2 separate regions of the Homo sapiens genome follow, and region 2 is linked to region 1. The links are chromatin contacts, found by Hi-C or POLR2A ChIA-PET in ENCODE. All regions are on one chromosome and are shown on one strand. The core of a region is the stretch at or near the end of the contact, and the rest is flanking DNA. Distances in the headings are between cores, read along the strand shown. Region 1 overlaps PHLPP1 (PH domain and leucine rich repeat protein phosphatase 1). Region 2 overlaps PHLPP1 (PH domain and leucine rich repeat protein phosphatase 1).

Region 1 (3,569 bases), core at 350-2,849:
AATCTCTGAAAGTTTGATACAGAATGCTAAGCGAATGAGCAGTTCTTAATAATTTCTAGATATCAGAGTTATTCTTTTAAGGACTTAGTCTATCTTTATTATTAGCAATCATTTATAGATGATATATTAAACTTTCAATAGTTTATTTCTAATTCAACCTTGATGATCAATGAGGATAGCAGCCATCACTAACAGACTGTCATCCCCACCATCACCCCAGAGAATACAGCATATAAATCATTTTCTTGATACCTATAAACTAAAATTATAATTCTGATAGCTAAAAGCTTACTAAGGCATAAATTGTTTGCTTTTATCCTAATAAAACCCAGTTTCCGGTATTTGCTCTCTCTAGTCTTTTTTTCCCCCATCTCCTTTTTCATTGTTAGGTAATCATATAATTTCTCCTCCCCACCTACATAATGGTTTGATTATTGTCACTGAGAATGCCTAGAGCAGCCTCTTTTCCACTTGCATGTTTCTAATATAACCACGTAACTAAGCTCAGCAGAATTATATTTAAAGATAATAAAATTTGATCTGGGTAAGGTTTAGTGACTTCCAATTTAGGACAGAGAATTTTCCAACTTATTTTCTCATTTTTGCCTGTATTACAGATAGGTATGGTTGTTAAAGAAACTTTTGTTGTACTGTTTCTGTTGTTTACAGAGTAATGTAATTTTTAAACTTATATTCCAGAGAGATATAAAATAGCCTCCTCCATCGTCAGCCAATGATATCACTGTTGAGCTGTTTTCAATAAAAGTTCATGCTGTACTTCCTGCCTCACAGGTCATGTCTGGTTCCGTTTTTGGATCCTCTCCACTGTATTCAATCCCTTTGGTTCTCAAGGTGACTACTGACTGATCAGGGGCTTGAAAAAAGGGAGACAATATTGATTTTTAATTTGTTTTTGTTTTTCTCTAATCATAGCAGCTGAAATTTTTCATCCAAGCTGTGGCCTCTTTGACTACTACATTGCAGTTCTCAAACTTTTAACTTTAGACTTCTCTGGATAGTTTCTAAGATATAAATTAAATTCAGTGTCAATGAAAACAAACTTACAAAACAGGCCTTCTTGGCAACACCCCTCTCCCCAGATATAGAGGTGCTAATGGATTCTCATCCTCTCCTAGGAGCCCTAAGATGACTTGAGCCTCACGTCAACTCTCTTTGCTACAGTTAAGTCAATTCTCTTTTCTTAGTTATCTAAGTGCCAGCCAAATACTGCATCTTAGCATTTTTCATTCCAAACCACTTTGTGGATGAAGAGGGCCACACTGAAATGGGCCACTCCCTGAACTGATTGGTTTTCTGCTATTGTACTCTATTTAACCAGATAGGAAAAAATAAAACAGCACAATTTCTCTAACACAAAAGCAGTACAGTCTATATTCTCCCCCATGCCTCCAAACACACATGCCACCAGATTCAAACAGCTGTTACCCACTTACCTATTTAGAAATGCAATCAAATATAAATATTTTCAGAGACAGATCAATTCTTGCATTCTAAAACTCTGTGGCAACAGTAATTCTTATGAGTCATTACCTAAGATTTCACGCCTATGCCACAGGCAAGTCATGCTCCAAACTGTTCAATCATTTCATTTAAAGCGCTCAAAAACTGAATTGGGTTTTGCCATATATGGGCCGTAACTTTTCATGTACGGAAGAATGGATCAAATCCAACAGAAAACTGCAAATGATTTTCTCTCTAGTTTTATACAGTAATGGGTTTATTCTCCCAAATTCTAGGACTTTCTCAAGTGGTTGCAGGAATTGCGGTTTTGGCTCTCTTAAGCCAATGTAAGCACATTTCCCACTGTTCATTAACTGAGAGAAGGCCAAATAACATTGTGGCACTTTTGAAAAGCTGAAGGAATCTCGGTTTTAGTGGTCTCCTTTGAAATTATGTATTTTAACCTTCCCCATTCCTGTTGGAAAATTAATTTTCCTGATCTGATATTGTCTCCTTTCCATATACTGAGATATCATAATACTATGATTTAGGGCCTGATACCGAGTTAAATGCTCAAAGCGAGATATTTTTCATTTGCTGTATCCACTCACTGCCACCCCCTCCACCATTTCTTGTAATCCAAGGATCTGGCAGGAGAGTGGCTGGCAGGAGCTAGAATTTAATCTGTGGATGGCAGTTAATTATAAAATAACAGGTCCCAGCTTGTTTCTACTTTCCACCCCCAAGAACATTTATAAATCTATACATCTGTAGACAGTTTATCTTTCAAAAACTTCTCATTTTAAATTTGTTACCCTCACATAACTCTTAAGAGTTAGTGATTGGTAACTCGATTTTAGAGATGAAGTCTTTGGTGTTGAAGTAAAAGAGATTCAATATTTAACACCCTTATTTTTCCAGCCCAAGTTCAAAACCAGTAAGACAGGAAAGCCAGAAAGAAAAATATATATTTATCTGATATATAATATACAGCTGATATATTATATAGAGTGATATACACAGATAATAGCTTTATTACTAATAAAGCGTAGGTTGGAAAAGGTAGCTTAGCTCTATTAGTTGAGTGGTCTTGGCTAATATTTCACCCCAGAATTAGGCCAGTTTCTCTACCTAGTCACAGGTGCAGCTCACCAGGCAGAGGCCTCCCTGAGGAGGACTGCCCCTATAAAACTCACAGCGTGAACAAGCACAGCAGAATGCAAGATCTGTAGGAAAGGAATGAGCTGAAACTAGACAGGCCCAGTTCCTTTTTCCAAACTCGAAGATAAGTCACTTCTCCTCCCCTAGGGAAGACTAAAGTGAGGGAGTTACTAGAGAGGCCAGGAGTATTATCCCAGTGAATGCCCATCCCATACAAGCATGCAAACACGAAACCAGAAGAAAGAAAGTTATTCCCCAAAATGCAGCACCAAGGAACCTCAAGTTGCCCCCAAAGCCAGGCTGACATTCCCCAGTTCCCACACGTTGAACTTGCTGACTGAAACAGTTTTCCTCTCCACCTATCTAAATCCTATTCATCTTACATTATTATCTCCAATTCTCCTTTTCTGTACAAATATATATATATTTTATATATATATATATATATATATATATTTTTTTTTTTTTTTTTGAGATGGAGTCTAGCTCTGTCGCCCAGGCTGGAGCGCAGTGGCGCGATCTCGGCTCACTGCAAGCTCCCCCTTCTCGCTCTGTCGCCCAGGCTGGAGTGCAGTGGCGCAATCTCGGCTCACTGCAAGTTCCGCCTCCCAGGTTCACGCCATTCTCCTGCCTCAGCCTCCCGAGTAGCTGGGACTACAGGCACCTGCCACCACACCCAGCTAATTTTTTTTTGTAATTTTAGTACAGACGGGGTTTCACCATGTTAGCCAGGATGGTCTCAATCTCCTGACCTCGTGATCCACCCGCCTTGGCTTCCCATAGTGCTGGGATTACAGGCGTGAGCCACTGCGCCCGGCCCCTTTTCTGTACAAATATTTTATGTCACTTACCCTTTTTGAGAACACATGCATCTTAAAAACTACATGCTTTACCCTGTAGATCTACTTAAGCAGATACATGGAAGCTTTAATAGACTGCAATATGCT
Region 2 (3,569 bases), core at 738-3,237, 33 kb before region 1:
TATACATTCTCGGTGTTTTCACACAGTAGAAAAATGGATGAAAACATGTACATATGTGTTTTACAGAAGAAACATATTACTTTCAATTCAATCAATATTTATTAAGTGCTTGTTAAGTACCTATGATACTTAGCCCAAATTAGGAAATCAGAAATAAAGTTACTTTGATCCAGCTGCATTTTGAAGTCCATGTCCTGCTATCCCTACTTTAGTTAGCACTATGATGTTCTGGAGCCATAAATACTGTAACTGTGATGCTTAGAACAGTTTCAATCATCAAAATTATTCTGCTTGGGAGGGTGTGTTAATCCCCACATGCTCAGGCTCCACTTTGCTCTTTTCCTTCCCTGGAATCGAATCTGCCCTCTTCCCCACATGTACCCCTCCAAAAAGACTTGGGAACCTTATCACTTCCTTCCTGGGTTGCTCCACTGTTTTCTTGCTGTTCAGGCTCAGCTCTGCAGTTCCTGCAGACTCCATGCTCCTCCCTTTCTTTGGGCCACTCAGTCCTTCCTCTGACCCACTGGTGAGCCAACCTTTCTTCTTTTCTTTGGCCTCTCTTCCATCAACAACTGGAAAAAGGGGTAGCTCGTATCCTCATAACCCCCTCTGCTCATTCTTCTAGCCCTTCTTTGCCTCTGGGTGCTCACATACACACATTCTGGCCAAGAAAGTAGTCAGGGGAGTGAGAGAAAAGAAAGGCAACAAGGAAAAAACGGTTAAAAAAAATAGAAAAAGTAAAAATATTAATGGTACTAGACATAAGTCAAAACAACACAAAGCCAATGTGTTCCTAGAGACTAGGAGTGATGCTCTGTGTATGCAAATGTGAATGACATAAAAGTTAAATATGAAATATGAGAAAAACAAGACATAGGTAAGAAAATGTGTTAAAATGCTGAAGAGACAGAAGGTAAATGCCTATGACTTGGAAAGAAATATGAGAAACCATGGACATAAAAACAAACAGAGGCCAGGCACAGTGGTTCACGCCTATAATCCCAGCACTTTGGGAGGCAGAGGCAGGCGGACCACTTGACGTCAGGAGTTTGAGACCAGTCTGGCCAACATGGGGAAACCCATCTCTAGTAAAAATACAAAAATTAGCCGGGCATGGTGGTGCATGCCTGTAGTCTCAGCTACTCAAGAGGCTGAGGCAGGAGAATCACTTGAATCCGGGAGGCAGAGGTTGCAGTAAGCCAAGATCACGCCATTGCACTCCAGCCTGGGCGACGGACGGACAGAGGGAGGCTCCATATACTAACTAACAATTTCTGCTTGATGCATCTCTTTAGCATCAAACCTACCAGGCAAAACATGTCACCTCAGCAAATTCACAATTAAAAATTAATTACTCAGAACAATTAATTAGAAATTAGCAGCCAGGAGTGGTGGCTCACATCTGTAATCCCAGCACTTTGGGAGGCCAAGGCAAGCGGATTACTTGAGGCCAGGAGTTTGAGACCAGCCTGGCCAACATGGTGAAACCCCGTCTCTACTAAAAATACAAAAACTAGCAGGGTGTGGGCACCTCTAATCCCTGCTACTTGGGAGGCTGAGGCAGGAGAATCACTGGGGCCCAGGAGAAGGAGGCTGCAGTGAGCCAAGATCATGCCACTGCACTCCAGCCTGGGAGATAGGGCAAGAAAGGGAAGGAGGGAGGGAGGGAGGGAGGGAGGGAGGGAGGGAGGGAGGGAGGGAGGGAGGGAGGGAAGGAAGCAAGGAAGGAAGGAATTAGCTGTAATTCAACTCTCAACTTAATTTGCACAAATACCAACAAAGGGAATTTCTGGTTAAGTAAAAGTGGATTTCAGCTGAACTTCTCTCTATGTCTCCTCCACCAACAGTGACAAGAGATTCTTACCCCTAAAGATTGAGTTCATGTTTACAAAAGCTCACTATTAAGTCATGCAAAGAATGCAGGTAGCCGGAGAAGCCAGCTCAGCATCGAATAGCTTCAAGGCACTCTAGAAAATAAAGCCCTACTCTAAATAGGTTATTATTAGGATCATAAGCAGAAACTCGCTAAACAACAAAACAAGTAACATGAACCAAAGTAAATATCAAACTGAGAGGGTTTTTACAACAGAGACTCTTCTTTTCATATGCTCCCCCGAGACAAACAGCCCATTCTTCAGCCACCCTCACTCACTTTCCCCTTGAGAATTTTAACTGCATATAATGAAAGATGTTATAGGTGAGTTTGTATGCATTATCCATGACTAATCTAGAAGCAGAAAAAAAGTTGAGATCACCACTATATACCTAATATTAACTATAGAGCCAGCTTTAAAACATAACTGAAGACTGAACTTACTAAAAATAATCAAACCACAAAAACTATACAGTTGACCCAAATAAATTACATTTTATGCAACACAAACTCTAAAGCGTTAATTTATAACGCAAACGAAGAACATTCGGATATCCCTGTTGTTCAAAACCTTCCCCACCTGTTCTCTGTCCCCAGAAGTGACAAGTGTGTAAAGGGCCTTCTATGCACTCTGCCTCCCACTGGATTCAGCCAGTGGGGGGTGGGGAGAGAAGAGAGTGTGGTCAAGGGTATCTATTCTCCGGACACCCTCCCTATTAGGTGGCCTCCAGCTGGCCGTGCCCTGGTCTGAAGTTCTCTCAAGGTGCAGTCAGCTCTAGCTAAAGGGTCTAGCATCTCCTGCTAGGTTCTATAAATCTCTTCTTCCACTCATCCCTTTGGGGTGTGGGTTAATAACATCTCCAGCAGTTGATAATTTCAGGCATTTTCTACACTAAACCTTGCAGTTCCCCAATACCCTGTCCACATCCTTCTAAAATTCTCCTGATTTAAGTGTGCTATTTCCTGTTGAGATCTTGACTATTATACTTGTTAAAAAGAGGAAAAATGTTTTAATGAACATTTAAGAGATATGTTCTGTTTATAAGCAGTAAGGCCCAAGCAAATAAACAAAAACCCTCAGCTATATTTTCAATATGAATACAGGTGAGGGAAGGTCAAAGAACTGCACTTCTGCTGTAGAACACACACTGTATTCTACAAGGGTATCATAAATAAATGGTTTATGATAGATGAATGGAGAGAGATGCCTGAAAGGGGGAAAATACAGCAGGAAGATCCGGGGAACCTGCACACTGTGCAACTATCATTCTTTCTATTCCAGATGCTCTCATTCTTTAGCTGTGCACCTTAAACACATCCTTTGAGCTCAGTTTCCTAATGTAAGGCATAGATTCTATGAGATGAACTCTGCGGTCCTTTCTAGCTTCAAAATTTTCTAAATAGTATGTCTGTCTTGTGATGACAGGTTAAAAAGAATGGATAATGCTTCTGAACAGGGAATATCACAGCCTCTCAGTGGCCTTTGTAACCACCTCAAGAGATGTCCCAGCCAACAGACTGTACATCCTCAGAGTCTTGCTACCAACAGTGGCCCCCATTAGTAAGTGAAAGCTCACTGATATAAACCAAATGACATAAAGTACATGAAACAAAATGTTATTTTTAGTATCCTTTCATTGTCCATTTTATACAATAGCCTATTTACCACTCCTCTGGTTCTTTTCTTCCTCTTTAT

What was found. Hi-C counts contacts between places; a loop is a spot of excess contacts on that map. ChIA-PET counts read pairs that join two places held with the same protein, here RNA polymerase II (POLR2A). Pooled maps may share reads with other maps.
Region 2: a map of Calu3 shows a loop between it and region 1 (2.2-fold over the local background). The contact joins two enhancer-like sites. A Hi-C loop is called at or near these places in 4 of 168 maps with a recorded cell type or tissue (Calu3, HepG2, PC-3 and 1 more), 1 of 37 single-sample maps with no recorded cell type and 1 of 50 pooled maps. POLR2A ChIA-PET finds 5 or more read pairs at or near these places in 10 of 52 experiments (A549, A673, H1 and 7 more).

Annotation. Positions count from the first base shown.
Region 1 is chr18:62,765,586-62,769,154 of GRCh38, reverse strand. All of the region lies in intron 1 of PHLPP1 (PH domain and leucine rich repeat protein phosphatase 1), which reads right to left. LOC105372160 (a long non-coding RNA gene) reads left to right here. Exons shown (of 3, transcript XR_007066397.1): 3 at 3,523-3,569. Among named protein-coding and RNA genes, the nearest start is that of PHLPP1, 52 kb to the right of the region's middle. Within about 2 kb of position 1,599, at least 2 of the 41 ENCODE cell types and tissues checked have a DNase peak (open chromatin) inside an H3K27ac peak, as active enhancers do; they include PC-9, where a contact is called at or near this core.
Region 2 is chr18:62,799,154-62,802,722 of GRCh38, reverse strand. All of the region lies in intron 1 of PHLPP1 (PH domain and leucine rich repeat protein phosphatase 1), which reads right to left. Among named protein-coding and RNA genes, the nearest start is that of PHLPP1, 85 kb to the right of the region's middle. Within about 2 kb of position 1,987, at least 3 of the 41 ENCODE cell types and tissues checked have a DNase peak (open chromatin) inside an H3K27ac peak, as active enhancers do; they include PC-9, where a contact is called at or near this core.